Regions from separate parts of the Mus musculus genome. Here all the other regions are linked to region 3. Evidence: chromatin loops called from intact Hi-C (ENCODE). Cell type or tissue: left cerebral cortex. All regions are shown on one strand.

What was found. A loop is a pair of places that touch in the nucleus more often than their neighbours do. Peaks named below come from ENCODE experiments on the same cell type or tissue, not always from the same donor. Only the 100,000 strongest peaks of a DNase experiment are listed, where the experiment ranks them.
Region 1: it touches region 3 in a loop (3-fold over the local background); 2 of 42 quality-filtered maps call a loop at or near these places.
Region 2: a loop joins it to region 3, with 2.6 times the contacts of the local background. A loop is called at or near these places in 4 of 42 quality-filtered maps.

Annotation. Positions count from the first base shown.
Region 1 is chr19:27,063,388-27,071,387 of GRCm38, forward strand. No RefSeq gene overlaps it. Among named protein-coding and RNA genes, the nearest start is that of Vldlr, 150 kb to the right of the region's middle. In left cerebral cortex, no CTCF peak of the experiment used is centred here; DNase peaks (open chromatin) are centred at 3,442 and 4,443.
Region 2 is chr19:26,982,378-26,990,377 of GRCm38, forward strand. No RefSeq gene overlaps it. Among named protein-coding and RNA genes, the nearest start is that of Gm815, 100 kb to the left of the region's middle. In left cerebral cortex, no CTCF peak of the experiment used is centred here; DNase peaks (open chromatin) are centred at 4,324, 5,020 and 5,724; H3K27ac peaks cover 400 bases.
Region 3 is chr19:27,119,369-27,127,368 of GRCm38, forward strand. All of the region lies in intron 6 of Gm35438 (a long non-coding RNA gene), which reads right to left. Among named protein-coding and RNA genes, the nearest start is that of Vldlr, 94 kb to the right of the region's middle. In left cerebral cortex, a CTCF peak has its summit at 4,937 (motif pointing right); DNase peaks (open chromatin) are centred at 4,174 and 4,823.

The DNA of each region.
Region 1 (8,000 bases), 56 kb before region 3:
ACAATAACTAAATGTATGTCCATTTTCACTGTAGACAGTGAAACTCCTACAAGGAAGGCATGTGGTTTTTGGTAATGATGAACCCCAGATTTTGTTTGTTTTCCTAAAGTTATGATCCTTTTAGGGGGGAAATAGCTGAGATAGAGCATATGAATATGCATCCCTTTGACCAGGCTTTGACAAGGCCTGGGATACACTACATAGCAACTTGGGCTCCGTTGCTGTTACTCTGGTTTTCATCAACCTTGCCCACTTCACTGTGTTGACAGAAGTGGAAAGGTAGCATATCTGACTGTCAGAAATGGTTCTTAAATCCTCTCCTCATGATCTTATGTTTCATTAAGCATACTTAGGTTGAGTTGAACAAATATTGGTTGAGTAATTACCAACCACCAAGGTGCTAAATCTTGTGTGGTGAAAAAAGATCGGTAAATCAAGGTGATGGTGAATGGAGCTTCCAATCTGGTTAGGGAGATTTGAAATCTCTATGGGCCTTAAGCCTCATCTGTAAAATGAGAAGAATAATACAACCTTCCTCATGGTTTCATTGGAAGGATTCTGAATATATATATATCTGAGGAGACTAGTACCTAACACCAGGTTTTCAGTTACTCTGTTATTTCTCTGGATACCAAAACTATAACTTATCCTGCATAGAGAGAGCATCAGAAAGCCCAACAATCAAGGGCTCTAGTATTTTAGACAATAGGAAAATCACTTCTAGGTCAAGCTGTAGTATTAATATTTTAGTTATGTGCTGACTCCAAATCTTGGAGGCCAGCACTTGACACTAGAATACAAGCAGTGTTAAACCAACCTACTACATCAAGCCATCCGGGGAAGCCTTCCCAGAGGATCTGAGGTGTGAGTGAGACCTTAAAGGATAAGAAAAAAAAAAAACAATTTGGCAGAGAAGAACATGGAGAATGGTCTTCATAGACGCCTAATAAAATTTTTTTTCACAGAAAAGGGAAACATGTTACTTCAGGAGGTGATGTTACAAGACCAGAGGATTCATGATGCTAACTGGAAGTATCCGTTTAGGCAAAGTCTCCTATCTTCTCTTTCCTCATTGTTCACATGGTCTGTATCCATTCCCGGATTCAGAATGGACATTTCAACCATCCCTTGCCACCATAGAGTGTTGGTTTTGAGAGAGCGCCAAGCATTCTTCTGCATCATTGACCTACCTTCTAACCCATAAGGAAAATGACCTTAGGGTGTGGTAATTTAAAGGGAGCCACATACACCCTGTTTACTCTCCCATGAAATTTCAAATTACACACACAATGGCTTTCAAATTAAAAAAAAAAGTCTGATTCTATTTTGGGTAGTGAGGACCTTAGTAAGGAAAGTGCAGGAACCATGAAGTGAGAAGGTAGATAAGAATCCGCATCCATGCTGGTCCTTTATTAGGACCCTGAAAGAGAAAGTCCTGCAGCGAAGGCTGGACTGGCTCCAGGGTGGGGGCCCACAGAAAGCAGCAGCCACAGTCGCTCACACTTTTGCTAAGACAAGGATTTCCAGGCTCTTTCTCCACATTCATACGCTTATCTAAAGGGAAGAAATATTTTGTTTTGAAAATGTCCTGCAGTCTGCTATTTCTAGACCTTAACCAACTTGGAGGAAAAACACCTACTGATTCAAAAGTGGTTCTTTGGGTAACAAATCACAGTCCTACGCATTTTAAACTATAGAGGTGAAGAAACAAGGTGAGCAGATGTGACTGATGTATGCAGACCTGCGAGCTCTGCAAGAGTGGAATTCCAGAGTCCGGGTCTATTTATTTGTACCATGACTTAAGCTAAACACATTTACACTTGCTGAAATTCAAGGTGCTACACTGAGTCACGCACAGAAGACCTGCTGTCATAATTGAGCACTGTATTTTCCAAACAAATGCTATACTCTGTCCATGGAGCAGGTTCTTTTCATTTTCCTTTCTCCCAAGTGAGGGACATTTTGAATGGGACAAGTCCATTGCTCACATGGCCGAGTCACTTGCGTCCAGACCACATTCTCCATTGCTGACTCAGATCTGAACCTCAAGGAAAAATGTCCTTCACACAGAGGACATTTCCAAATCAAAGTGTTTACTGAGGTATAAGATTCAGGGATGTGTGCCAATCACAAATATACAAGTCTTCACATTTTGACAGCATGAAAATTCATAGGAATTTTGCATGCTTGATCAAGAAAGAGAACATTATTTGAGTCATAGGTGCCCCCTATCAGACAACCATTGTGATTTCTAACATTACAGGTGATGACTTCTGCATGCCTTTGGGCTTATATGAGCAGATTGAACACTAATGACTGTGTTTCTGTCTGGCTTCTTTCATTTAGGACCATGTAGTTGTAATTCATTCATTGTCATGTAGGTTTTATTTATTTAAAAGGTTATGACTTTCTTTTTCACTATATAGAAATTGTATTTTGGAACTAATACAAATGGCAGTTGAACATTTTAAAAGATTTTTAGAACTATTATTCTGTGTGTGTGGTGGGGGACTGGTTGGGTGCCACTTGTGTGGGGGTGCCTATGGAGGCCAGAAGATGGTGTGGGTCCTATGAAGTTGGAGTTAGGGGCAGCTGTGAGTAGCCTGGTGTGTGCCAGGAATTAAACTTGGCTCATCTGGAAGGGTTCCAGATATTTTAACTGTGATGTCATCTCTCCAGTCCCAATTATGAACATTCTTGTATTATACCCTTGAATAGAATTGTTACAGATAGTTTTGATACTATATATTAGAAATTATGAAAATAGACACTGGAATAAAACCATGGAAAGACCAGAATCTAACCATGAATGTAGGAAAGAGCAGTGACAGGCCAGCAGATACTCTTCAGTGTCTTTAAGGGGTATATGGAAGAACTCTTTGGGCTGTGTGGAAGAATAGGGATGGGGATAGAGTCAGGGTAAAGCTTCCCAGTGGATGTGATACTTAGGTTACATTTTAAAACATAAAGAAACATTGACCAGGGAACAGAGTGGAGGAAGGACACGGAATAGAATGGGATGTGGATAGGCAATGATGAATGAGAAAGCAAATGGAACCCAGAGCTCTTGTTAGGACAATAGATGAAGGGAAATGTGTGTGGAAAACAGGAGGACTGGGTAGGTGAGCTGGTGTGCTACCTTGAAGGAACTTGCCTGCCACGTATGGAATTGCATTCATTATCCTGAATAAAACAAGAGCTGTGGAAGACTCTAGGGTGATGGGATGCTGTGAGCAGCTCATTCAGTTGCCGTGCAGAGTCAAAGATAGAAGAAGAAAGAGGGTCCTTGAAGATGGTAAGTTACTATATATAAGATGCTTTATTTGGGTAAGTGGAGGAGGAATTGCAGCTTATAGTGGAAACTAGCTGAGGCCTTGAGGAAAGCCTGGCACTGGGCCAGTACCCTCAGTGAAAATCTGGATGGCTTCTGCGGGAACACGGAGTATGTAAGAGTGGGGTAAAGGAAGTGTGTGTGGCGGGGAGCATGCCAAGTTTCAGTGTGCAGAAAATGCACACAGTAAATCACGCAGAAAGCTTTTGGGGCCGGCAGGCCACCTGCTGACAGCTGACTGGTGCATCCAAGGGGCCTCTGCGTGAGAGCGGAAAGGCAAAGCATATGCAATTGGAGGGACCGGCCAGAAAGCAAGCACACTACAGCATGGAGCTGAGAGCAGTGCCAAGCTGTGACAGCAGCTGCCTGTCCACTCAGAAACCAAGGGAGAAGGCTGGGTGGAGACGAGCCAAGCCACATCCCTCCCCGTTCCATGACAGACTCCACAGAGGCTTCTAGAAAAATCTGCATTCCTGTATGTGTGTGTGTGTGTGTGTGTGTGTGTGTGTGTGTGTGTATGCAAAATAGTTTTGCTCCATTTCACTCAGTGTTTACATGTATGTGTAGTGCAGAGGATGTCACATTGTGTAAAAGGTCCTGGAAATGCACAGTAGTTAAGAATTAGGTCTGCAGAACACACATTAGTATAAGGGAAGACACTTGAGTTTTGTAACCAGAACCAGAGTTTGAGATGTGACTTCCTCTTTGGTGACCAAGTAAAGAATATCAAGTCACTACATTTGCTTAGTATTTAGAGTCCTCATCAATAAATAAAGGCTAGAAAATCCCTTCCATATTTTTCCTTACTGCTCTAATTTCCCTCCTATTTATGTGGGACCCAGTTTCTCCATCTTTCATTCCTAGGAAAGCTGACAAAGAATACCAGTTTGACATATGCAGGTATCCTATGTGATGGCTAGTGCTAATTGTCAACTGGAATGATCCAGAATCACTTGGGAGATGGGCTTCTGAGCCAAGATAATGGGACCTTATCTTGACTACATTGATTAAAGAGGGAAGACTCACCCACTACGGGAGGTGCCAGTTCCTGCTAAGTGAAGAAAGGAAGCTGACTAGCCTAGCATGCCTGCACGAGTTGCTCGTGATTTCTAAATATAGATGACGTGTGACCGGCTGCTTCACACCTGCCTTCATGGCTTCATGTTGTCATGATGGGCTATACCTTGAAATGTGGGATAAAATAAATGTCCCTTCCTCCCCGAAGTTGCTTTTGTCAGAGAATTTTATCCCAGTAACTGGAAAAGTAGCTAAGATAGTCTCTTATTCAATACTTTCCCCTAACAAAGCAAGTAATTCATGGAAGAGTTAAATAGACACTGATTGAAAGAGCTCTGTAATCCCCCCACCCCCACCCCCACCACCAATGTACTTTTTACTTAAGAATGGAGTCAGAGGAATGCTGGTAGAAAAGCGACATACAATTGGAGAGAAAGGATGAGTTCCCTTTTGTAAGAAGTTTTCAAGGAAGGGATGGGATGGGGTCACCTCTCTGTGGAGTTTCACTCAGCACAATTCTCATTTCTCTTCTCTCCCTAGAGTAAAACTAAATGAAACCTTAGATTGGTTTAAAGGTTCTGGCTAGATAAATGTTTAAGAGCCAATAAAGCTGTCAGTGTAGATCAGGCTAAGCCCAGGTGAGCCAGCCCTCACAGTAATTCTCTCATGGCCTCAGGGTGCCAGGCAGCACAAGCCAAGAGGAGCCAAGTGCCTGCTCACCCCCTATGAGCAGAGTTAGACCTTATAGAAAAGTGAACACGTTTCCCCATTTTCCTTGATATGTAGTAGAAGCCCTTGTCAAAACAGCAGGGGAAGCCTCAGGAAAGAGTGGAATGATACAGTGGAGTCACATAGAAACCACACAATGGAGGCACATAGAAACCTCACACTCTCTCAGAGCTTCTCGTGGCTTATAGACTGGTGAAAATGGTTCTTCATTATGGAAGTCAGTTTGGCAGTATTAAAAAGTATACATATCTAATAACCATACACTTCTAGATTTTTGCCCATAGACAGATGTACAAGAACACACAGATGACCAATAAGTTGAATTTTATACCTTTGCCTTTTTGTTATTTATTTTTAATGATTAAAAACAAAGAAGAAACAAAAAAAAAGTCTCGTTAATTGGGAACTGGCCAAGTGAGGGACATATAACCCGGTGTGCTAAGATCATGCAGAACTGCATGCAGCACTTGGCTGGGGAGGTATCCAGTTTCAGTGTTGTGACATGAACTTGGGAGCCAAACTTCTCAACCTCAGATGCCTGTGGCACTGAAAAAGTCTCTCCTTTTCTTTGAGCCTTGGTCTGCTCAAATACAAAGTCAGAGGAGTGCTGCTATTTGAGACACAGACCGACTGTGAGCTTTGACAGCCGATAATACGCAATGTGTTTACAGCCTTATCTGATTCATAACAAAGCACTGTTAATAACTGTTCACATTAAATTGAAACTAACCTGCATAACTTAGTTATCTGGATGCTGAACCTGTGGGGCTTGAAGAGAAAGGTACTTTCATTTTTCTTTATATAATACTGTCTGTATTGTTTCCACTGAGCATATTTTATTGAAATAATGAATTAAAGATTGCCACTTAAAAGTATAGTGGGTAACAAGGCAGTTGCTTTAAGAGTTTGGAATGTAACAGAGATTTTTAAAAGAATCAGTCATTACAGCTGACTGTATATTCAATTCATTATCAACTCTGCAACACTTGATATTTAACCCCCTGAATTTGTGATACATTTTAAACTTAGCAAATGTGCTTCTACAGCATGGGCCTGTCTCATCCCTATCAGAATTTCTCTCCTCTACTGTTGTATGATAAGTAGAGAAGAAGGAGTTCTAAGCTTTGTGGTTTTCTTTTCTTTTTCCCTGATTCTTTCCTTCCTTCCCTCCCTTCCTCCCTCCCTTCCCTCCCTCCTCTCCTCTTTGTTGTTGCATTCTTTTCATCATCTATTTTTCCATGGGTTAATTTTGTTCGTTGACCATTTCATATATTATAAGATATTATGTTCACTGTCTCCCATACATCCTCATTTATCTCCCTCTTATCCCTGTAACTGTTGTTTTCTTTCTCAAACAAGTAACAAGAAAGTTGATAGTTTGACAAAATTCAAGTTTAGAACATCGAAGCCTCATCTCAGGTAACGGAGTATATGAAAAGACCGGTTTACAAGGTGCAAACTGCCTCCATCAAACCACAAACTCCCTGTAAACTGGCCCATGACAGCTCAAACAAAATAAATCTCTAACATTTCCCTCCGCAATCAAATATCTGGTTTGAAAGAATTGCGAATTTTAGTGGGTCACAGGAGAGAAGGGCCAACATTTTAGTTTCCAGAGTTTATAGTTAGAGCTGGTATAACTGCCTCAGGACACAACTGAGCCATGATTGACAAGTGACACTGTAGACCGTACTCTTGGCTTTGCCTTCAGCAACCTCAGGTGCAACAATGCCAGAAAGGCTGAATGTTATCCCTGGCTTCAAGATGCAGCAAACTGATAACACTGGTACAACAAGGAGGAAAACTCAAAATAGGTCCAGTGAGATGGAGTTAAGAATACAATAACAATGAGCATATTTACAACAATAGGCCAATTAGCCCACTACTTACTTGACCTTATGCAAACTCCTTTCCTTTTTGGTTTACAGCCTTGTCACTTGTAGATACAAACTCATTGACAGATGGTGTCTCAAGTGCATTTCACCTGACTATGAATTCATGTGTATAATGACAGGCACTGAATGCTTTCTTAGTACAAGACACCAATGACAAGCTCTAAGATGTGGTTGACAAGGTCACTGTTCTTATACAGTTTACATTCAGGAAGGGGCTAGACAGAAAAAAAAAGTACATGAGAAATGCACAGGGCAGGGATAATAATCTTCTATGGAATTACAGTAGGCTGCTGCGAAAGGAAATTACAGTGCAGGAGCTTGGGAAAGGACCCTGAGGAAGTGGTACTTAAGATGGGATGACAATATAATATCTAGGAATAGACGATATAGACGATAGATGCTGATTCCAGCCAGAAGAAGTGCTGGTCAAAGGTCATGGGAGAAAATTGTACTGTAAGGAACCAAACAAAGGCTTAGTAGGCAAGAGGAAGAACATGGAGGATTCTGGAAGCCATGGATGGAAAGAGATGACAAGATTTTGAGTATATGATATTATTTATACTTTTTTGGGGGGTGTTATGTATAAGGTTGGAAGCTGAGATATTTAATAGAAAGCTATTGCATATGTTCAGAAAAACAAATGTCATAGATGTCTTTGCTAAGGAAGACATCATGGAAACGCAAAGACTGGACATTGTTGAAGCATCTGTGGGAAGGAGAATAGATAGTTAAATACTCTCTTATGTGAAAGGAAAGATTCCTAGCTTGAAAATGAGCATTGTTGGATGTTGGTTCCAGTTTTTCAAGTGAGATGCATGCGAGGACAAGAACAGAAAGGGAGAGATACTAGAGACTTCCATGCTTGCCACACAGTTTTGGACGTCTGCCGAGCATCCAGGGATCATGTCTAATGAGCCACTAGAGTGACTAATGGGGGTTTAAAACATGAGGGAAAATACAGATCTGGGAACCATCATTATGATAATATGGGCAAGGCAGAACAAAAAGATGTCAGGAGCAGAGGACCT
Region 2 (8,000 bases), 140 kb before region 3:
ACACACACCACCACCACCACCACCACCACCACCACCACCACCCCACCACCACCACTACCACTACCATCACCACCACTTCTAACACCACCACACATACACAGACTATACATACACATTTATCATAGGATAGTTAAAGTAACCATAAAAGTTCAGAAATAAAACATACAACTCCCATTTTAGCAAATGGAAATATATGTGGAATTAAACTAAAAATCAAAATCAGTAAAAGGGAGGGAGAAGGGAACGAGGGGAAAAAAGGAAGGGAGGAAGGGAGAAATGACAGATGGGAATAGCATTACAAGAAAGACATAAAGAGTATGTTAACGTAAATGAAAAAAAAATCCATCCAGTTACGGAGTGAAGATTGTAGTATGGATGGACAATAAGCATAAAAGTACCAATGTAATGTAATTATATGCCATTTATAAAATGTATACCTAAAATATCAGAACCTGAAATGTTAAAACATATAAAATTATAAATACTATAGTTACTTCAATATTAAACAAATTTTAGGACAAAAATATATCACTATAGATAAATATAGTTCTTCAAAAAGATAAATGATTCACATTATCAGAAACTACTTTATATTCTTTTCTTTAATTTTTTTGCTCAAAAGGTTCATAATAATGTCACATTATTTATGGATATAAAGTGGTACATGACATTCTAATAAATATATGTGTGTGTGTATGTGTGTATATATGTATATGAATGTTATGTAATGATGAAACCAGTGATTAACTTAAAGCTTCAAAGATTTATCACAGTGATTTTACACTGTCTTAAATGTCTTTAACACAATAACTTACCTACAAACTATATAAATAAAAATCGACAGAATTATTAAAAGAAATGTGAAGTTAGTAATCAGGGGAATGAGTACAGTTCTTTTAAAAACTGTTACAAGAAACAGACTGCAAAAGTCACTGTTCTATGTAGGATTACAATTGCTGTGAGGAAACACACTATGATCAAAAGCAAGTCTGGGAGGAAAGGGTTTATTTGGGTTACAATTCCATAATGCTGTTCATTGCCATTGAAGGCAGTCAGGACAGGAACTCAAACTGGACAGAAACCTTGGAAGCAGGACCTGATGAAGAGGCTATGGAGGGATGCTGCTTACAGGATTGCTCATCATGGCTTGCTCAGCCTGCTTTCTTATGGAACTCAGGACAACCAGCTGAATGACCTCAACCACAATGGGCTGGGCTCTCTCACACCAGTCACTAATTAAGAAAATGCTCTCTATGCTTGCCTGCACCTCAATCTTATGAAGGCTTTTTTTTTTCTCAATTGGGGTTCTCTCCTCTCAGATGACTCTAGCCTATGTCAAGTTGACATAAAATTAGCCACCATAGACATGTTTAAATAATAATTTGGCTGACTGAACTTTTATGAATACATTATAATCAGTAAGTAGAAAATATATTGTCTTCTTAGGCACACAAGGTCATTTAAAAATCTTGAACAACAATGTAAGATTCAACACATTTTCAAGGGTAGAAATGATAGATACTATGTTCTCTGGAGCACTGCAAGTAATCTAAAAACCAATAGAAAAACATAATTAAGAACCCCTTATTGATTTAAAAATTAAGAAAGCTTCTGCAACATATCAGTTGGAGAACAAATCAAAGGAAAAAAAAACCTAAAAAGCCAAACTAAAAGATTGAAATTACTCTTTCATATCCATACAATGGAAGAGATCGCAGTGGGGATTTGTAGTTGTTGATAATTCTATTTGAAACATCTGAAAAATAATGAGGTAAGCATTTATCTGGGAAATCACAAGAAAAGTCACATAATCTCAAAGCGAAATAAAAAGGAAATAAAAGTGAAGCCAGAAAGTAGCTTCAGAAATGACACACAAAATAAAGAGAACACACAAAGCCAGGAAAGTTGGTTTGTTAAAAAAATCAATAAAACTAAGAAACTTCAGACCAAGCCGGTAAGGAGCAAAGAATACATGATGGGTACCACAAAGGAAGTGACGATGTTCTGCAAGTGTCACAAACGTTTCAAAACGAGATCAGTTGCTAAGTTACTAACTTGTTTGGATGGGTTGGGAAGAAATTGGCTTAAAGAGAAAAGGCCCAGAGAGCTTAAAAACCATTGAGAAAGTGTAGTCAGAAGTCACAATCTAAGAAAAATGTTGATGGGTTCTCCCTTAGCTCCGATGAAGACTATGTCAATTTTCCAAGATTCTTTTCTACAAAAGAACAACCAGAGGATGAATAGCCTCAATATTCAAGCGTTGTGACTCATGCATGCCCTCTTGTCCTCCTTCACCACGCAACAACTCTTTCTAAATACAGCCTTTACCCAGGAAAACCCAGACAAGGTACTGCCATTCTTGTCTGACGCAAGATTCATGCGAAGTGCTTTGCATCCCTATTCCTATTGGCTAACAGAGCTTCAAGGAGAACTAGGAAGCACTGCCTTATATGGAGAGGAGTTAAGAGTGGAAGAAAATAAACATGATATCCTTAGCACACCCCACTCACACGTAATGAGCAAGCATAACTCTTAGCTTACATTTTATAAGTATAATAAGAAAACTATCAACCAATGTACCTCACAGGTACAAAACTCCTAGGCAAAATGCTATTAAACAGTCTAGCAACATATAATAAGACAAGGCATGAGGCCCTTCTGGTTTTACTCTGAGAATGCAAGATAGTTCAAAGATAGGTTTAGAATTCCAATTCATGTAATTAGCCATATTAACACATCTAATATTCCCCTTTTCTTTGAGTTTATATGGCTTACATTGTGATTTTTCCAGATATCAAATAACATGTTACTATGTAAAGAAAAGGCTATGACAAATATAATCTATTTCTAGAAAATGGGAGATGCAAAGAGAAACATACGACTCCCAAAAGGACTATGGGTAGAAACAGCAGCTACGGGGCTTTGTATCCTATGCTTCTCTTCTGAAGGAGAAGCTTGGGAGTTCCTCTTCTTACCCTAGCTGCTGTTTCAACATGGAACCAGAGTCCAGTCAGAGGTGGAAGGAAGAGGAAAAGGTAAAAGAAGAAAACAGCTCTCACCACTGCTGGAAATCAAAAGATACCCAGAAAGATTTTCAAATCTATGTGGGGAAGTCTAGCAAGTTTCTGCTTATACATTGAATGCATCAACTGGAACCTACAAGTTAGAGCCCACAGAACATATTTTGAAGATATGAACCTCTTAGGTGTAAATATAAGTAAATATATGTAAGACATTCAACTTTCCTGAACGTGTCTGGTAGAGGCAATCAATGTAGCAATAAATTATGATTATAGACTGAAATACTAAGTATTATAAATATTGCCAATTTCTCCAAAATTGGTATATAAAATAATTTCTAGAAACGGACAAGTTAGTTCTAAAATATAGATACACAAAACAGCCACATATATCCTGGTAGAGTAAGGTGAGAAGTATTGCTCTAAGAATTGTTACAACTTATTCTCTAGTAAGTATGACAGTGTATTATGCAGCTATATAAATATGCCAGTGAGACAAAATAGGTAACTCAGATAACTTGCCTGTGTGCACATTGCCATTCTGGATATGAAAAAGAAGTCCTGAGAGAAGTCAGATGGAAATTGTCCTTTGCTGTATTTTGTTCTTTTGAGCTAGGGTCTCATAGCCCACGATGGCATGAACCAGTGTGTAGCTTAACAATCTGCCAAAAAAAAGGGGGGATTAGCATTTTATATGATCCTCTATGGAAATGGATTCTCTATGTGTAAGTAAACTGTGTTATATAGCTTTAGAAAGGTGAAACAGGAGACTACTATCAGGAAAAACTTTAGAATCGAAGCATCCCACCGGAGAGTATCTTCAGGGAAGAACTTAAGCCACAGGAACACAGTATACATGAAAACACAACCAAACTGACAGTAAAAATCAAGATTTTATTTTCACTGAGAGCGATAGAAGCTCTGAGGAGGAAAACGAGGCAGTAGCTGTTATATAAGATAGAGCTGATGTGGGGGATGGGGTTAGGAGAATGGAATCGATAAAGAAGTGGAAATCAATAAGAAATGATGTATAGAACCTGACAAGGAAAGGGGAGGAAAGCGTGAACAAGCACTTCAGAGAGTAAGGGAATTCTGGTGGGCCGAGCGTAACAAGTCCCTAGGATCTATGTCATGGAGATGTCATTAAAGCACACTGAGATGTCTTTGCCTCCAGATATCCTCAGCAAATAGGCAAACAAAATCCTTGCACATTCAGTAGTGTCTGTCTGTGATGTGCCACTGGCATACACCTTTTAGGAAGTGACCTAGGATGCTCAATGAATCATAACAACAGCTAACCCATGCCCTGTGTCTATTTCTGCATACAAACTCATCAGTCTGCATGCAGGCAGAGAGGTGGTTGTGAGAGGGAGCAACATACTGAAGATTTGACAGGGTGTTTGCAAGATTCTTCCTGGATTGCAGTAAGAGTCACAGGTCTTCAGAGGAAGAGAACACACATACACAGGAGGAGGAGAGAGGCAAAATAAGGAACTGACCATGGGGCCATGGTGGCAGCATGGCCCCACAGTCTGACATTTGTGAGCTGGAAGCAAAGGGAAGATGGAGGTGTAGATTCAGTCCTGATTAAAGGGCATGAAGTCTAGGGAAGCCGATGTTATGTCTTGGTCCAAGGGCACAAGACTGATGTCCCATCTCAAGCAGTTAGGAGAAAAGATACATATAAAATGTCCTTTTCCTTGCTTCTTCATTCCATTCAAGCCTCAATGGCTTGCACCACACAGGAGCACATCTGTGCATGCTTGCATACACACATGCACACACACACACACACACACACACACTGTGCAGGGCAATCTGCCTTATTGAGTCCACTGATTCAAATGGTAATCTTATCTGAAAACACCCCCCCCACACACACACACACACGAGACATTCTGTTTAATCCAACCACATGGCATAGTCAAGGTGACATATACTTTTAGTCATCAGTACACAAATGAGTCCTGTGAAAGGACAGATAGAAGTTATTTTAGCCTTGTAGTGCCATCTGGTTTCTATCACAATTACACAACACCACCGCTGTAGCTGAAAGCAGATATAGATAACATGTAAATGAATCAGCAGTTGGGTGTTCCAATAAAAACCTTATAAGAAGGAGGGAGGGAGGGATAGGACTGAATTCAGCCACGGACCACATTTGCCAATTTCTCTCATCTAAGTAACAATTGTATCTGTTTGCATTATCATTATATATTTTGTGTACTTCTATAAACATGCTATTTTTACAAAAAGAAAATAACTGAGATCCAAGGAAGACTTTTAGCCGCTGTAAGCATCAGGGTTGCAGAGTTAGGAAGCCTGAGAGGGATTTGAGTCTTGCCCACTTGCAAAGTCCTGGGCCTTGGGTAACATGATGTAATCTGCACACTGGACACACTACACCAACCTAATGGGTTTGTGTTGAAGGTTAACTGAGATGTTTGGGTCAGGCACTGACTAGAGCTTTCAGCTCAGTATTTTTTTTCCTCTGACAGATAAGAGCAGATCTTATGCCATGTGTTATTACCCTCACCAAGACTTTAAGGAAGCTCTCATTACTTTTTGGCAGAAACGATCTCTTATGGAAGAAATTTATAGGAGACTCAAAAATATACATAATCTCCTCTATATAATGTGGAAATCACAAGTAAACATAGTTTATCGCCGACATGTGTCGCCTAGTATTTCTTGGAAAGCACCTGATTCTTGGCATACTTTGAGTGCTAAACAGGGGACTTGTAAAAATATACTTTACAGTCTCTCCAAATGTAAATTATAGAAGGAAGAAAGAGTGTGAAGGAAGAAGTTCATTTCTCATTCCAAACTCAGAATGACTGTGCCGTAGACATAGGAGAGTCTTACTGGATGATAAGACTGTCTGGCTACAGAAGGGCCTGTGGGAAGCATAGTCATGGCCGCTCAGGATTGCCATATCTCAACCCCCCCCCCCAACTTTGACAGTGTTGCCTTCTGTGACAATATGGACTTGGCAGTGGCTCTAATTGAAATCAGAATGTTGAATGGGGAGAATGACTCAATGTAAACACAAGGGGCCTTAGAGATGAAGAGAGAGGTAGGAAGATTAGAGGCAGGGGTGTTCAAAGATGTTATGCTGATGGTTTTAAGAATGGAGCAAAGGGTCCCAAGTCAAGGAGTATGGTGGTCTTTAGGTGGTAGAGAAGGCAACATAGATTCTCTCCAGAACCCATCGATGAAGTGTGGCAGAGTTGATGCCTTTACTTAAACCCACCAAGACTCATTTCAAATTTCTAACCTACAGACAGGTCTGTGTTGCTTGAATCCATTAAGTGTATGGCAGTTTGTTATGATAATAACAATTACAAACTAATAAAACTGTCTAATTGTGTCAACCTGGGGCTAAACATGACTTGTTAAAACTCATCTGGGGAACTTTATAATGTGTTTTGATGACGTATCCAAAAGATGCTTGCTAATGATCTCCTGAGTACCAGGTTATGGGGGAGTGACATGACTCCAGTCCCTGAAAGCTTGGAGTAGTGCTGGTCATTGCCTCATGGCTCTATATATTCAGTGGATAGAGGCACTGACAGTCTATCTGAAATTTTTTTCATAACAATGTCCATCTGCATGATGAACAGCCATAAATGGTAGACATCGTGCCTCCCTCCAGAGCAGAGGGTGTGCACATAACAGTTCAGTGACATTTCTGCTCCTGTGAGCTCGTTTGCTTCTTGGTAGCCCTCTGAGCATACTATGGATGCATCATTTCACCCCCTTTGTAACATCTGATAGAAACGGTGGTTGTAAAACCAGCTCCAGAAAACGCTGCTCCCCCGGTTACTGTCACGACTGTACTAATAGACAACCAGGGTCCTGACCAGATGCCCAAACCGTTATCTGTGGATATCCATAAAGCTGGAGCAGGCTGGCCTGTTAGCTTACAAATTCCACAAAAACCTTAGACCCTTCACAGTTCCTGAAAAAGAGCAAATACCACACCTCCATGAACATGGTGGATCAGGACCTACCAATGTGTTTACAACTGAAATGAAAAAGAAAGAGACGTTGTCCCCATCAGGTACTTTGTAAATACTCTCATCAATTTTTACAATACTCGATAAGAAAGCCACTTTCCATTGCACTAGCCATCAAATGCCAGCCAGAATTAGCTGATCACTTCTCACTTAGTCAAAAAAGACTCACCATATCCCATTTACCCTAGTCATTACATGACCTTAAGAAGATCTAGTGGCCTTAGAAGACTCCAAAGCCATGCTTTACAAACAGGGGTGATTTCCTCTGTTCCACAGTGACAGCAGATATTTTTGGTGACCACAACTTGAGATAGAGCTATTTAACTGTATTCAGTGGTTGGAGATCTTGCAACCTTCCTAAGATTAATATCACAGTTCCACAAAGAAGCTTCAGTCTGAACGTCCAGTAATATGTGGACTGAAAGACCCAACCTGGTCCTGAGTCTGGACATCATGATGAACTTTTACCTTGTTCTTTGTCCACAGATATTTTTGTCTGATCTTGGCAAGTATTTAAAAAACATCCTAAATTAAAGTCACCACCACATACACTTACTTCAAGCCATAAACTTAAAAAATAGTTTAGTCTGAGGTAGATAGGTTAAAAAAAAAAAAACAATTGCATGAGAGCAAACAAGCAAATGAACAACCCAACAACATCATCAACAGCAACAACAACAACAACAACAAAACCAAACAATCTGGGAAGAAGCCCTGTTCTCGAAATCCTTTTTCCCCTCTGGCCTGGGCTTCTGTGCTGCCTCTGCCACGCCATGCTCTTACCACCCTGCCAGCCTATCTTTGAATACCCTTTCCCAGACCTACAGGCACTCCAGATTTCTCTCATTATCTTCAGAGACCAGTGATTAGTGCACTAGTTCTTTAAACCCAGTTTCAGTCCTTCCCTTACCTAGAACAGGGTCTTCAGGCTTGAGTATGCAATAGTCACATGAGGGTCTTG
Region 3 (8,000 bases):
AACTGCCTCTGCCATTCTAGGTCTATAAGCAAGAAATTTGTAATCTTGGGCGTCAGCTTCTTACTCAGAAACCTCCATCTTAAAATGCTTCCTCACGGAATGATAGTAATAGAACAACATGGAGGACCCTGCACTGGCATGGGCAGCTGACCGCCTGATAATGACTTTCCTTCCCTCTGCCTCCACCACGCCCATGACTGTGTACACACAGAGTGTACTTGCTTTGAGCATCTCGTTGCCAGTGTTACACAGGACCATCATATCTAGTATCATGAAATACTTCAACACTGAAGATGGGCTATGGTCCAGAGTGAAGCTTTGCTTAAAAAAAATGGTTCCCTGGGTAAAGAAAGTAATTGTATTAGACAAACTTTGTAGAAGAAGTGATTCATTGTGTGCCCATGGGGGAATTAAAATCAATCTGTTTTTTTAATGATTTGGGATAGTAATGAGAACTTACTGAGTATACAGAAGCATTAATAAAAGAACTGCAGGTGGCATAATTTAAAGGGCAATGACGATATATTTCTTTAAGGAAATAAGGCAAAAAAGAAAAGATCAAAAAGATTATTTCTTAAAGCAACAGTCAGTCTTGCTATGACTATAGCTTTGTAAATTTTGAGAATCTGGATCAGAGTTTTAGTTATGTGAGATTATTAGGTCAAAAAATTATATATATTTAAAGATTGATATACATAGGCCATCTTGTTCTCCAAAAACCCATCCACCACTTTACAGAGTAGGTGTGTGTGTGTGTGTGAATGTGTGTACATCTGTGTGTGCACACATGCACGCACACAACAGAGAAAGAGAGAAGGGGGAGAGTGGGAGAGTAGGAGAGAGAGAGAGAGAGAGAGAGAGAGCAGGAAAACAAACAAACAACAGCAATAAAAATCAAGTAGAAATGGTGAGAAGAGAGTGGGAAATTGAGCTCACATTTATCCAGTGCATATATGCTCTCAGCCCCATGCTAGATATTATACACATTTAAATTACTTAATCCTCATGACAAATTTAACACCAAACTCACTCCATAGAGTCTCGGAAAAGCTATGCATGTATCTTGCCTGGGGGCACACAGCTAGCACACAGAGCCAGGACGTTCCCCAAGTGAGCCTCAAATCCAGGCTCCACGTTTCTATCCCAGGAATCACCCCACCATAATGACCTAACTCTTTAATTTCTTAACAGGAGAATGAGCATGAATGCAATTTTAATTTCACAAAATATCCCCGAAGTTCCTAGACATTTTCTAACCTGAACCCGAACTCCTCAGTGTGTTGTATGTGGAGCCTAAGAAGGATAGCCTCGCTCCTTCATCGGTTTTTAATGGAAAGAAATCTTTCATGCCTTGATGGACACAGATGAGCATGTTTTCACCATGGTATCTCCTAGGCAGCATCCCACCTGTAGAATCTCCCTACGTGTCATTAGTGAGTCCCATGGGCCTCCATTCCAGCGATCAAAAGATCAGCGGCGGTGGCAATTATGAGGCTCAGCACATCCGAACAGAAAGCAGGGGCTCAGAGGGAAACGCACCCAGGCCCTACCAAACTCCTCACAATAAAACTGACAACAGGACTCCAGGAAAAGGAAAATGCCAGGGGGTCAGGTCTGGCCATGGAAACCACTACAGAACCCAATTAAAAGTTGGCTTTCCCAGCTTCTCTCTTGACAGGTACTCGGTACACAACTCCCTGTCATTTCCCAGAGGAGAGGTGATGAGCTACAGCCCAGCAGAGAGGCGCAGCTCTGTGAGGAGCTGTTATGGCTGCCACCGCAGCAGGTGCAGAGGAAGTCTGGGGAATTAAAGACACTCTAACAGAAAACAACCCTCTGCCACTGTCACTCGAGCTGGCAGGGAATGGAAGAGGGGTGACCTAAATTCTAAGAATTTAATACATTCTTTTAAAAAATGCCAATTACAACATAATGCATATTTGATTGTGTGTGTGTGTGTAACATCCTGACCAAAAGCAACACAAGGGAGGAAAGGTTTATTAAGCTTACAATTTACATGTCATAGTCTACCACTGAGGGAAGTAGAGGCAGGAACTTTTATTTTTTGAAACAGGATTTATCTGTATAACCCAGACTGTCATGGAACTTGCTCTATAGATCAGGCTGGCCTCAAACTCAAAGACCCACCTGTCTCTGACTCCTGATTGCTGGGATCAAAGGTATGCATCACCTAGTTAAGAGTTGTTTTATTTTATATGTATGAGTGTTTTGCCTACATGTCCACCATGTGGGTGTCCAGAGCCTGAGGAGGCTAGAAGACTGTTGTAGTCTCTGGAAGTTTAGTTACAGATAGTTGCAAGGTGCCATATGGATGCCGAAATCAAACCTGTGTCCTCTGGAAGACCAAACAGTGCTGTTAACCATGGAGCCATTTCTCCAGCCCAGTGACAGGAACTTAAGCAGCTAGTTATAGCACAGTCATCATCCCACGCAGAGAGAACTAATGCATGCATGCTGCTTGCTTGCTTGCTTTCTCTCATCTAGCTCTCTCTGCTCCACTCAGGGGTACCCTGCCTAGGAAATGATGTCATCACCCACAGTGAGTTGCATTGTTCTATGTCAACTAACAATCTTTCTTTATCAATTAATCTTTCCATATCAATTAACAATTAAGAAAAATCCCCTACAGATATCCCTGCAAGCCAATCTGCTCCACATATTTCCTCAAGTGTGACCCTCTTCCTGAGTGATTTTTAGCTTGTTGAGTTGACAGTGCAAACTAGCCAGCACAGGAGGCTTGATCCAGTGGGAGTAATTAGCATTCACTGTCCTCCGACCATTTCCATGTCTGTATGTTGAATTCTTACTATGCCTCTCTTCTAGATCCTTCTCCTCACAGGTAAACTGGGAATGGAGGAGTGTTTTGAAAAATCCCATAGCCCTATGTCAGCCTGCCAGCAAACAGAGCTATATAGGCATTCTTTCTCATCGTAGCACAGGTTGGCCCATGTCCATTTCATGGTGGTTGTATATGATTCAGTGAATGGGAGAGGTGCACGCCTAGGTCTTGAGACCTAGGTTCAACTCTGGCACACTGGTCTACTGACCACGACATAACACAAGGCCAGTCGAGAGAGAGGTAAGGAATTGGGCTGTGTGCACTGCAGGGAAGAATCTCAAAGTCACACTGCATGAGGCCTGGCTGCAGGGAGGGAATAATTACAGCGGCTTTGGCACATCTACCACTTCCTTTCTCAGACTCTTGGAAATTGAATTAATAAGCAGGAGTTGCTTGGTGAATACAAAATCAAGTATAATTGGATATGCTCAAGGTTTATTTATACCAGGCTTCAAAATAGCTTGATGAACTGTATCGGCCCCAAATTCTGTATCCAGTAAAACAGAATGTCACAGGTTTTTCTCTCTGTATCTGTCTCTCTGCTTCTATCTCTATTGGTCTCTGTCATTTGTCTTTCTGTCTGTCTCTGTCTCTTCCTCCAAGTGTACATCTGAAGAGCATTTCTCAGAGTGAACCCCTTTTGCACATGTCTGCCACTAAACATTGAGTCCTGTCCCTGGACAGCAGCAGCAAATTGGATTTCTATGCACTCTACAACGCTTACTAGGTTTGGCTTACAGTCGATACAAATTTAATGGCAGTTGAAACTATTTCAGAAAGAGATGGGGGGAGTCTCTCACCTGCTCCTCAGGGGCCTATAGACCACGTCTCTCTCAGAATCTGAGTGAAGAACCCCTTTTTCCCCTGTTCTTATTAGCCAGAGCTGTAATGACCAGGAGTCTCCCGCCCTTGTGATTTATGACCTAATGGCAGAGCACATGTTTCTGAAGGCTACTGGGGTATGGATACCAAGGAATATGTCCTGGGGTTTCAACCAAGCTGAAACCTGGTTGTTCTGTGGAAATCAAGGAGCCCTCAATTGCGTTAGAGTAAATTAACATTCTGCTTCTCAACACAGCCTGGAATGGATCTTCCTGGGGAAATGAGTTCTCTGGGTCAGTAGTCCATCACATGCTGCCCTCTTTAAGGAGCTCGGAGAACAAACTTCTCTGGCTTCAGAATGGGAACCGTGCCCTGCTTTTTAGGATTCTCAAGTTTGTGGGTGGTTCCTCCTTTCGACAACACAGATCCTGTATGTGAGGGCATCTCCTTTCTGTGTGTCGCCTGCTTGGCCAGTTCTGTGCCAAATCTGAAACCCATCCCTGGCATGTCTCCAGGCCCATCTGCTGTGGGGTTTTTAGATGTTAGCTTCACACTGCTTTTGCCTTAGATGCTGTAGTTCCATATACATGCGCGGCTGCTTCTTTGTCTAAACATTTTAACATTCATTTTGTCCGATTTCAAGTAGTGATTTAAGCAGCCTCCATCCAGCGCTCTGTGAAACTTCAAAGAGGTGGGAGGGGATAAATAAATAAAAACCTCGTTACCATGAAAGCTCACATTTGAATAGTTCTTTTTTTTTTTGAGTACTTTTTAAAAATTCCCTCAGTTCCATGTATTTTGCTATCAACATACTCTTACTTTTTAAATCCAGGTCCTGAGGCAGAACTATCACATCTCTCTGTGTTCATTAGCTTTTTTTTTTTTTTTTTGGTCCAGCCGAGACCCCTCCCACTCTGCCTCGTGCATCCTGCTTATTCCCTTTCCTGCCTTATGGTAACAGTTCTGACCACACCCTTTGGCTGCTTTACAGTTCTGTAGAATGTATAGTTTTTGCTGTGGACTTAACTCCATGCAAATGTAACTTTTATAAACCCAATCTGTTTCTCTTCCCATCCAGCCTTGCTTTTAAGATGCAAGTGTTTTTGCTACAAGCACATTTTGTCTGTTGCTTCTCTGTGCTAAATAGCAAGAGCCTAACACACTTTGCCTTTCTATTTTCCATCGCGGCAAATCTGCTGTGGTTTCCGTGTGAAAGTGTGCCCCAGAGCTCACGTGCTCGAGCGCTTGCTCCCCAGATGGTGGCGCTGTTTGGAAGGTTGTGGAAACTGCAGGAGGTGGAACCTCACTGGAGGCTGTGGGTCACAGGAGGTGAGTCTAGCTCCACTTCCTGTCTGTTCTCTGCTTCCTGCCGACCAACAACCTCCTATCCCAACTGTGACGCCTTCCCTGTCAGGATGGTCTGCATCTTAAACCATAGGCCAAAATAAACCCCTCCTCCCTGAAGTCTCTTCTTGGCTGGGGTTTAGTCACAGCAGTGAGAACAGCAAATGGTAGAGAAAATTGGGATGAAGTGTTCTGCTATGATAAGCCTGATGGTGTGACTTGTAGGCCTTGAGGATGGGTTTTCAGAAGGAATGTGGAAGAATGTGGAACTGTGGACTACAGACGCCTTAGACTGCTGTAAGCTTAATGGGCCACACTAGTGGGAGTCAGAAGACAACAGTGCTGAGAGACACGCAGACAGGGAAGGCTCAGCAGGAAAAGTGCCTGTCATGAGAGCCCGCTGTAAGAGTTTGACGTCAGAACGCATGTAAATGTGGAAGGAAAAAACCCAAATGGATTAAATTGTGCTTTGACTACCCCCCACCACACACACACATTTTTTGAGGAGGAGGAGGAGGGGGAAGAGGAGGGGGAGGGGGAGGAGGAGCAGCTTGGCTTCATTCTACCGACTTTGAGGCAGAATTCCAAAGTAATGTACTAATTCGTTGGCAGAGTAAATCACAAGACAGGATAGGGTTTAGGCCATGTCATGATACTGTTCACTGCTCTTAACCAGGTTCTGCTATGGGAGAGAGTGACAAATGCAGCAGAAAAATATGACAAATGCCGACTTGTTGAGAAGAGCAGTAAGTGACTGTGAAGTTTCAGATAATGAGGGAGAAAAAGCAACCAAAAAGATGAGGCAACAGGACACGTGCCCCAGTGGTAAGGCCCTGCCCACTAATGGTTCCAATTGGTGGACATGCAACTTCATTTGAAAAGAGGTAGCCTGAGCTAAAAATGCTGTCCAAAGAATTCCCTGATCAAATAAAACTTCCCGCTGAAAATATTTTCCCATAGTCATCCACCTAGACATACTGACATCACTGTAGCTTTGATCCAAAGGGGCCAGACTCCATCTGAAGCTTGTTGTAGAAGTTTGCTGCAGCAGCCAAGGTGAATACTGGTTTTATAGGCATATGAGATGCAACAGTGAGGGACCAATGGAGTCTTGAGACAAGGCTTCAAAAGATCACTGAGGCCAGGCCCTGAAAAGATGTTTTTGTGACGTTCTGAAGATGAAGTCTAAGGTACAGTGGAGATTCTACAGTGGTGCTGATTTCAGGACAGTAGACCATCTTCCAACGTGAACAGCAGGTGGGAATGGAGCTGGCCCAAGAGATAAGCTTTGTGTGCTGTGGGTAGAAGAGCTGGGGGAGCAGGGCAAACCAAGACCTTTGGAGCCCAGATGAGAGTCATGAGTCCCAGATGCTGGATAAGTAGCTGCAGAGTCTTGTGGTCTGGAGGGTTGAGTTGAAGTCTTGCTTTGTTCTAATTTTTCTTTCGTATGTTTCCATTGCCTCTTTTTGGAATGGAAATCTTTACTCTGTGCCATTGTATATTAGAAGTGTGTAACTTCTAATGATTTAAAAAAATTTTTTACAGGAGTCCCTGTAAAATGCAATCACAAGATTGCACTGAGTGTCAGAAAAGACTTTGGACCTTTATAGTTTTGATGGGGGGGGGGGGACAGGGAGGATAGAGAGAGAGACTGAGTGAACATATATGCACTCATATATAGAAGGAGTGGGTCCCTGCTTACCTCACTACCACTTCTTGTCTGCCCTTCACCTCCTAACTGTGGATCCAGTGTAACTGGTCACTTCACATGCCTGCCATCATGCCTGTCATACCATGATAAGCTGCATCTTTAGTTTTCAGCCAGAATGACCCCTTCTTCCCTTAAGTTGCTTCTTGTTGACTATTGGTTGCAGCCACAAGAAGATGAGAATAGTGGCAAACACAAGTAGCCTCAGACAGAAGGCGTACATTCTTGAAATGAAAGAGTGATGTCAGTAATTACACCAAGACCAGAAGTTTATTATAACTACCCCAAGCAAGCTGGGACACTTCTTTATCTGATTCATATGGGTTTTTATAATTCCTTTTTGGAAACAGATGCCTAGCAGTGGACTTGGCCTGCTGTATCAGAGAGAAAACAAAGATCTAGTTTTCTACTGCCTCTAGCATGTCCATACCAGTTTCTACCCTATCAGCAGTTCACGAGGGTTTCCATGATCCTAGGTCTGTGCCAGCTTCTTGATTTTGCTTACATAACACATGTAAAATGATATGGCATAATTAACTTACTCTATCCTTCTGTTGACAATCACTTTGAGCATCTCTTCCTACTCTTTCTAACTTCTTGAATCTCCTCTTTTTCCCAGTGTAACCCTCCAAACCTTCTGCCCATTTTCCACTGCAGGTATCTTTCTGTGTTGATTGGTAGGAGACAAATCTTCCTCTGGAGCCCAGATTTTCTTGTCTTCTAAAGTGACTCATAATGAGCACAACTACTCTTTCTTGAAGAATAGGATCCCATGATGATATGTAACAATGCTGATTACAAGATGCTGCAGAATGCAGAGTTTAATGTCTATGAACCAATCAGCACAGAGGAACCAATCTTCATACTTATCATTTGTATCTTTCTTCCAAGGTACAATAAAAGGCACCCAGCTGTAAGATGCATTAAACAATGGCAACTAAGCTATCATTCTGGGAAATTATTCACTGAGTTGACGGCTGCAGGAGCCGCATCCCAAATAAATTTTCTCAGGCTGTAGCAAATCTCTTCTTTAGAATCATAGCTATCAGTGTCATCTGTCGCAACAGAATCTTCCATAGCAGCACAAACAGTAGATCCAGAGTGTTGTCAGTCAACTCTTTCCCTCTCTTTTATGTAGTTCATTCTGTTTACTCAAAGGCATGAAAGAGGACTGATTATTCATCATCATCTCTGACTGGAACTTCTGAAGGAGTTTGCTTGAAAACATCTTCCAGAGGGGGTGGGCAGGTCATGTCTGAAGATACA